Regions from separate parts of the Homo sapiens genome. Here region 1 is linked to region 2. A link is a contact called in ENCODE Hi-C or POLR2A ChIA-PET data. All regions are on one chromosome and are shown on one strand. Each heading gives the region's core, a stretch centred on a gene start or an enhancer-like site at or near the end of the contact. The rest is flanking DNA. Distances are from core to core; before and after follow the strand shown.

The links. Hi-C counts contacts between places; a loop is a spot of excess contacts on that map. ChIA-PET counts read pairs that join two places held with the same protein, here RNA polymerase II (POLR2A). Pooled maps may share reads with other maps.
Region 1: a loop to region 2 is called in a pooled map, with 6 times the contacts of the local background. The contact joins the enhancer-like site here to the promoter of FAM221A in region 2. A Hi-C loop is called at or near these places in 8 of 50 pooled maps. POLR2A ChIA-PET finds 5 or more read pairs at or near these places in 2 of 52 experiments (OCI-LY7 and activated naive CD4-positive, alpha-beta T cell).

The regions. Positions count from the first base shown.
Region 1 is chr7:23,371,514-23,375,620 of GRCh38, reverse strand. The region is part of intron 3 of IGF2BP3 (insulin like growth factor 2 mRNA binding protein 3); the gene reads left to right. Among named protein-coding and RNA genes, the nearest start is that of SNORD65C, 23 kb to the left of the region's middle. Within about 2 kb of position 2,285, at least 4 of the 41 ENCODE cell types and tissues checked have a DNase peak (open chromatin) inside an H3K27ac peak, as active enhancers do; they include OCI-LY7, where a contact is called at or near this core.
Region 2 is chr7:23,677,123-23,681,692 of GRCh38, reverse strand. It overlaps FAM221A (family with sequence similarity 221 member A), which reads right to left and starts at 1,494. Exons shown (of 7, transcript NM_199136.5): 1 at 1,410-1,494. The coding sequence starts at 1,474. RefSeq lists an enhancer at 691-940 and a silencer at 1,271-1,560.

The DNA.
Region 1 (4,107 bases), core at 1,036-3,535, 310 kb after region 2:
AGGCTTTGTTCTGAACTGCTGTCTTTCCCTTTTTCTCTAGTAATTTATAGCTGTTTGGAGTGGTATTCCTGCCTTTCTGCTAAAGGAGTAAGCTAGTTACTAAAACTGGTGTTTGCTTCTAGGATTCTCTAGCCTTTGCATTTTGTTTTAGCGGCGAAAAGCCTAGAAGGGGGCCTGGGCAGTCAGTGCTGTCCTAGTTCTTTGCTTGACTCCCCCAGACTGTGTGGCATGTTGGGGGACCCTATGCCTGAAGGGGGTGGAATGAAAGAAAGATAGCAGATCAATAGCTGGGACTCCCACCTATTGAATTCCATGTGGCAGTTCCAAAGGTTTGCATTTACCAACACGGATGGATCACCAAGATGACAGATTGGGGTGGTGGGGGAGGGTAGCAAGATAAGGAATGTCATACTTAAGCAAGTTACTTAAAATCGACCTCAGTTTATTCATATATGAAATGGGGATAATTGCTACATTCTGAGGCATAAATAAGATGGATTATATAAAATGTTTAAAACAGTATTTGACACTCTAGTGTGAAAATTTAAAACTCAACAAATATTGCTCTTTGGGTATATATGTGAATATATGAGCATATACACATACCTTTTTAAAAATTGAGAAATTCACATAATATAAAATTGTTGCGGGAAGTCAGGGACCCTGAACGGGGGGACCGGCTGAAGCCTTGGCAGAAGAACATAAACTGTGAAGATTTCATGGACATTTATCACGGAACCTGCCGACATGTGATGTCTCCCCCAGACACCTAGCTTTAAAATTTCTCTCTTTTGTACTCTGTCCCTTTATTTCTCAGACCGGCCGACACTTAGGGAATATAGAAAAGAACCTATGTGAAATATCGGGGGTGAATTTCCCCCGATATCAAATCATTTTCTTTTTATACTTTTACTTATTTATCATCATCATCATCGTCACTATTGGAGACAGAGTCTCACTCTGTCACCCAGGGTGGAGTGCAGTGGCGTCATCATAGCTCACTGCATCCTCCTAACTCTGGGTTCAAGCAGTCCTACCACCCCAGCCTCCCGAGTAGCTGGGAGTACAGGCACTCACCACCACATCTGGCTAATTATTTTTATTTTTGTAGAGATGGGGTCTTTCCTATGTTGCCCAGGCTGGTCTCAAACTCTTGGCCTCAATTGATCCCTTGCTTCAAGTGATAACTTGGCCTCCCAAAGAGCTGGGATTATGGATTTGAGCCACCATGCCCAGCCTCTACTATACTATTTTTATATAAGGGACTTGAGCATCTGTGAATTTTGGTATCCAAGGTAGGGGGTTGCTGAAACCAATCCCTCACAGATACCGAGGGATGACTGTTTATATGTACCATGTTTTGTTTTATCCATTCATTAGTCAGAGGATGCTTGGGTTGCTTTCACCTTTCAATTATTGGCTATTTTGAATAATGCTCCCATGAACATGGGTGTAGAAGTACTTCTTTGAGTCCCTGTGTTCAGTTCTTTTGGACGTATACTCGGTTAGTGCATTTGTGTTGCTGTAAAGGAATACCTGAGGCTGGGTACCTTGTAAAGAAAATAGGTTTATTTGGCTCACAGTTCCTCAGGCTATACCAGCATGGCTCCAGCATCTGCTCAGCTTCTGGCAAGGCCCAGAAAGCATTTACTCATGGTGAAAGGTAGAGGGGAGTGGGCATGTCACATGGCATGAGAGGGAGCAAGAGAGAAAAGGAAGTTCCAGCCTCTTTTAAAACAACCAGATCTCATGTGAGCTCACAGAGCAATAAATCACTTGTTACCTCAAGGATGGCACCAAGCCATTTATGAAGGGTCTGCCCCCATGACCCTAACACCTCCCACCTGGCCCCATCCCCAACACTGGGGATCGCATTTCAGCATGAGATTCGAAGAAGACACAATGTTCAAACCATATCAATACCCAGAAGTGGAATTGCTGGATCATATGGTAGGTCTATTTTTAATTTTTTTTGAGGAACTGCTGTACTGTTTTTCATAGCAGCTGCACCATTTTATCCAGCAATGTATGAGGGTTTTGATTTTTCCACATCTGTGTCAACACTCATTATTTTCCTTTGTTTTTCTTTTTATGATGCCCCTTGAATCATATTTTCCTTCTTTTTAAAAAATTATGGCCATTCTAATGGAGGTGAAGTGGTATCTCCTTGTGGTTTTGATTTACATTTCCCTAATGACTAATGGTGCAGAGCGTCTTTTCGTGTGACACACACACTTCTAAAAACACCTGGAGAGACCCCACCAAAGCGACAGTGGTTTCTTCTAGGGGTTGGGGGAAGTCCCTGTTTTGAAAGCAGGTGGTTCAAAAACCACCTAACATTGAACTATTTTGAATGTTTTTATGAGCATTTCTGTGAGTAAAATGTAGCACAAGTTAATGCTGGCTAGTACCTTCTTCTGACTAAGATGTATAGAAGTATCGTATTTAGTACTTGGAACATGAGCAAGGGGATACATGGGAGTTAATAAAGCTCTTAACCTGCCTATGGACAGATTTGATTTTCTAGTGCAGGTAATGGCCGAGTAAGGATTGAACTGGTTTCCGTCGGTGTATTTATATTTTATTTAAATTGCATAGGGAAATGAGGCAACTTATTAGACCAAGTGATTAAGAGTATGGGCTCTGGAATCTGTGAGCTGGAGTTTGAATCATTTCTCCAGCATTTATCTGTCCAAGTTCTGACACTGTGAACTTTTCTGTGCTGCAGCTTGCCCATCTATAACATGGAATAATGTTGCCTCATGGGATTGTGTGGATTTGAGTTAAAGTAGATAAAGCATTTGGGACAATGCTGCTGCCAGAAAGCACTCAAATGTTAGCAGCCCTGATTCATGACTGAACGAAGGCTGGTGTGGTTGGAGAGAAGAGAATGGCCTTAAAGGATGAGTGGAACACGGCCTTCAGGGCACTTGTTAGGGATCTCTTAGAGTTTATAGTAGGGTGTGACTTGTTCTGCTCGGCTTTTAAAATCAGTCTAGTTCCGTATTATTCTAAGTGAAGTAACTCAGGAATGGAAAAACCAAACGTCGTATGCTCTCACTCATAAGTGGGAGTTAAGTTATGAGGATGTGAAGGCATAAGAATGATACAATGGACTTTGGGTACTCGGCGGAAAGGGTGGGAGGAGGGTGAGGTATAAAAGAGTACATGTTGGGTACAGTATACACTACCTGGGTGATGGGTGCACCAAAATCTCAGAAATCACCACTAAAGAACTTATTCACGTAAGCCAGACACAGTGGCTCACACCTGTAATCCCAGCACTTTGGGAGGCCAGGGGGGGCAGATCACGAGGTCAGGAGTTTGAGGCCAGCCTGGCCAACATAGTGAAACCCCATCTCTACTAAAAATACAAAAATCAGCCGGGGGTGGAGGCACGTGCCTGTAGTCCCAGCTACTTGGGAGGCTGAGGCAGAAGAATCGCTTGAACCCCGGGTGGCGGAGGTTGCGGTGAGCCAAGATCGTGCCACTGCACTCCAGCCTGGGTGACAGAGTGAGACTCCATCTCAAAAAAGAAAAAAAAAAAACTTATTCATGTAACCAAATACCACCTATTCTCCAAAAACCTATTGAAATAAAAAATAAATTAAAAATAAAAATCAGTCTAGCTCAGCATTGCCAAAGAGAAACATAACGTAAGCCCCTTAAGCTCTGGATTCGGTTTTTCCACTGTGACTTCAGTGTGGCTGGATTGTTGGACTGTTCTCTCTCAGAGAGTCCAGTGTGGCCGGATAACTTGGACTGTTCTCTCTCAGAGGCTCTGATCACATGACTCCTAGGAGTCCTAAAGCATCATCTCCTCCCCATGTTAGAGGATCTAACTTGTGAACATTGAAAGTGGCTAGAAAGTTGGGACGCTTTGCTCCGTGTGGTATGATGGAGGCTGAGCTTCCCTCTGGGGCTTTTCGATGATAAAGGGGATATGCAGCATGGTTTACAATCTTATTAATGGTCTGGTCTGTGGTGCTGGCTTTCTTAACTTGACAGTCATTTTCACACCAGTGTGAGGAATGGTTTGAGTGTTATCCAAGTAATTACGGTGCTAACATTTTAGAGAAATATACATTAAGGTGGATATTTCTTTAT
Region 2 (4,570 bases), core at 245-2,744:
CCCAGGCCTGTAATCCCAACACTTTAGGAGGCCGAGGCAGGTGGATAGCTTGAGTCCAGGAGTTCAAGACCAGCCTGGGCAACGTGGTGAAATCCCGTCTCTACAGAAAATACAAAAATTAGCTGGCCGCCTGTAGTCCCAGCTACTCGGGAGGCTGAGGCAGGAGAATCACTTGAACCCAGGAAGCGGAGATTGCGGTGAGCCGAGATCGCGCCACTGCACTCCAGCCTGGGAAAGAGTCAGACCCCGTCTCAATAAAATAAATAACTAAATAATTTCTCAATAAAATAAATAACTACATACATAGGTCTGCCCTAACATGTTCGGAGCTAGGCAAGAGTCAACTGGAGGCCCACAATTCACATATCTAAATATCCAAGTTATCAGTCAACACCAGCTCCAGCAACTTGCTCCCAGGCAAAAGCTCTGGAGAACTGGAGGCTAAAGGAGCCGGCTCTGCTCTGGGAGAGGACGGGATGGTGGTTGTTCTGACCCTGAACCGGGCGTGGGAACTGACCCCATCAAGCTCCTAGCCCTTATTCTTCTGGCTCAGAATATCCAGGCAGTTCTAAGGGTTACCCAAAACTACACAAACAGGGCAGTCAGAGCAGGGGAGAACAGTCAGCTGGGGGGCCGTCTGCGCGCACACCTCTGGGTCATCTGGGCCACCCACGATGCCGCAGAGGAGCCCCTGTCGCTCGCTCCGGCCTCCCTGGCGGAGCCTGGAGCGTCTCCCCTCCGCTTGTACACACACATCCTCCCGCCCCAACTCCGCGTCCTCAGGCGGTCCTCTCCAGGACTTCCCATCCGCCCAGATTCCGGACGATCAAAAACCCCAGGAAGCGGAAAAAGAGCGCGTCGCTGCAGGTGCACCAGCCTCGGTCAGGATCCAGGACAATGAACCGCGTCCTCAGGCCAAAGGAGCGACTCCGTTTCCAGTTTCGGAAGGGGTTTCTCCAGAATACCAAACACCAGTCGGTGCCTTTCTCCTAAAACCAGCACCTCGGGGTGGGGAGCGCGTTCAGAAGTTCACGGTTGACTCAATTACTGGGTTAATTTGATGTATGCTAACTTCTATAGCCCCGAGTACTCGATGTGCCTGTTTTCAATGGCCATTTAAAAAACAGCTGGACCTCTGTATCAATCTAGAGTTAGTCATCCTTCTTGGAAGGGAGCAGAGGGGCCTCTTAAATGTTATTGGAAGACTCATCACTGCATAGAACCGCGTGGCCCTACAATATTTAATTAGGCAAAGACTAAACTGGAATTCATCTAGGCCTCCCCCAACAGCCCAGGCACAGATTCCGGGAACCCCCGCGGACGCCCGCCGGGCCCCTGCTCGCGCCCCCAGCCCAGGGATCCTGGCCCCTCGGAGCGGCGGGGGGGCAGGCCCGGAGCCACAGCCTCACCTCCGGTACTCCAGGTACTCGTCCACCGCCGCCGCGCCGCCGAGAGGCAACGTCAACCGCTCCATTGCCGGTGGGGAAGCCAAAGGCTTCCCTGCGGACCAGCTGACCTCGAAGCCCGACCCGCCCCGTTCCCTCCCGGTACCGCGCCCCCTCCCGCCCGCCTCCTGATTGGCCCGGCCTGAAGCCCGAGGAGGCCGCGCGCGGCAACTGCGCAGGACGCGCGCCCCTACTGGCTGCCGGCGCCAGGCACCAGAACCCGGATCTCCGCAAGCGCAGCCTCGCGCCACATGGAGTGCAGTTTGCCGCCCTCCACAAACCTTGCACCTATTCCCCTCTCCCTTCCCTGGACCGGCGAGTCTTCTTGTAAATTAACAAGTGACAAGGGAGTGCAGTGCCTTGCATATAACAGGCGCATAGAAAATGGCTTATTTCTTTGTACAGCTCTTTTCGCTTAATCCATCTCTTGAAATATAAGTAGTTTTGAGAAGGTTCTGCTTTAGTTTGAGGCCTGCCTCTCCTTAACTGTCGGCCTGTTTCCAGTATTGGCGTTTTCAAAAACTCTGATGTAACAATCAGTAGTCCTGGGTATCTGGGTTCACTTTGGGGGTTGCTAAAGCTACATGTTCTTCAAAGGAACCGAATAACTGATTTAAGGTGAAGCAAGTAAAAACAATTTAGGTGAAGTTTTGTTGTTGTTTTTTAACTTTTGGAAACACTCTGCAAAATATATTTAGAAGCTGAATTACCATGCGATTGGTAATTTGGCCATAATTTGACTTAGCACGTTGTGGAAAAGAATAGGAAATCTTCAGGCGAAGTCATTAAACTCTGAAGCTCCCAGGGGATCAGCTTTAGCGCCCTCTGTAAAGTATCTGGGAGGGAGAATATGCAAACAATAAGAAAAATAATTAAACTTCAGTACAGTACTTTAGTTTCAAAGTACTGTTCTACATATTTCAGGTCCATAAAACATTATGTAAACAAATTGTTTGGGTACCACCCACCTCCCTTCTCGGTACCCTTTCAACAAACCCCACCCTCTCCCCAAAGTCTTCCTCCTGTTCAGAGGCGTTCTTGACAGTCAGATAAATGAGTGATCCTGAAATCGGATTCATATTTTAGGAAACTGATCTCAGCTCAGTATTCTCTCCTATCACACGTGTGGTTTGCTGCTGTCCATTTTACCTCTTCCACCCGACACCTCCCAGATGGGGTCTTGCTCCGTCTCCAAGGCTGGAGTGCAGTGGCGGGATCTCGACTCACTGCAATCTCTGCCTCCTAGGTTCAAGCAATTCTCCTGCCTCAGCCTCCTGAGTAGCTGGGATTACAGGCACTAGCCACCACGCCTGGCTTTTGTGTGTGTGTGTGTGTGTGTATTTTTAGTAGAGACAGGGTTTCACCATGTTGGCCAGGCTGGTCTTGATCTCCTGACCTCGTGATTTGCCCGCCTCAGCCTCCCAAAGTGCTGGGATTACAGGCGTGAGCCACCACGCCCAGCCCCATTCTACCTCTATGAGAGCCTAGTCTTGCTTTTAGGCAGCAACTGAACTAACAAAGAAAAATAGAAGAAAATGCCAGGCTCTGCAGGCTTACAGAAAAGTGGCAGGGGAATGTCTGTGTAGGCAAGTACAATTTAAAAATCTAGAGGGAAATGGTTAAAATAGATTTAGCCCAATTGTGGACTCTTCCAGGAAGATGCTGGAGCAGTAAACTCTTCTGGCCAAAGAAGTCAACAAAAATATTGAGCGTGACGAATAAGAGTATGGAACAAACTAGAAAATGTTATCCTGACCTTACATAAAGCTGACAGATTTGCAAATTAAAATACTGTATATGGTACTCACCTCTGCTTTAATAAAAAGGTATAATCAAACTATAACTTCCTCCCAATGTGTAGCTAAATTGATCTAGGAAGTAGGGTGGACAGAGGAACATGTAAATTGCCTAGGCAAGTGTTAGGCATTTTATTTATTCAATCCTCATGAAAGTTTATGAGATAGGATTTGCCAGCATTTTGCTGTGATGTATAGGTTAAGAATGCTTTCTTCTGAAAATAACAGAATAATTCAACTAACAGTGGCTTAATTAAACATAAATTTTATTTTTTATTGCTTTAAAGAAGAGTGGGGGTAGGTAGTTGCTCACATTGGTTTAGAGCATTTTCCTCATGGTTGCAAGAGCTGTTACAACTCCAGAAATCATACCCAAATTCAAGAAAGGAAAAAGGAGGGCCACCAACATCATTTGTTTCTTTTATCAAAGAGTTTTCCTAGAGGCCTCTGCAAAAAAATTTTCATTTATGTCTCACATGGCCACACCTTGGTATAGAGAAAACTGGGAAAGCCAATCCAGTACTTAGTTTTCCAGGCTCTATGATGGCAATTGTCAAGGAGAGGGTTAGAAATGTGTGTTGGGGCAGGGCACGGTGGCTCATGTCTGTAATCCCAGCACTTTGGGAGGCCAAGGCAGGTGGGTCACCTGAGGTCAGGAGTACATGACCAGCCTGGCCAACATGGTGAAACACCATCTCCACTAAAAATACAAAAATTAGCCAGGTGTGGTGGCTCATGCCTGTAATTCCCGCTACTGGGGTGGCTGAGGCAGGAGAATTGCTTGAACCCAGGAGGCAGAGGTTCCAGTGAGCTGAGATGGCGCCATTGCACTCCAGCCTGGGTGATAAGAGTGAAACTCCATCTCAAAAAAAAGAAAAAAAGAAATGTGTGTTGGGTTAAAAATGTGTTTAGTTCACCAAGAAACATGGTTGGTGACAGCTTATCCTTAAACTGATTAATATCCATGCATGCCCTTCTTCCCATGCAGGCATTGCACACTAAAGGCATTCATCAGACCTCTAAGTAAGGCAGTCCCAAAATCTCAACCAGCTACTGCACCCAGCTTAAAGTCTAAGTCTCTGCAATCTTCTCTCAGTCATTCTTAATCCTGATCAGCCTGATTCTTATTGTCTTAATGGTTTGACAGTTGATAGCTACAAGACAAGAAAGATAATTATTCAGTATGTATCTCCAACAGATAACTTGTTTTTTCGTTTTTTGTTTTTTGGGTTTTTTTTTTTTTTGAGATGGAGTCTCGCTCTGTCACCAGGCTGGAGTGCAGTGGCATGATCTCAGCTCACTGCAGACTCCACCTCCTGAGTTCAAGCG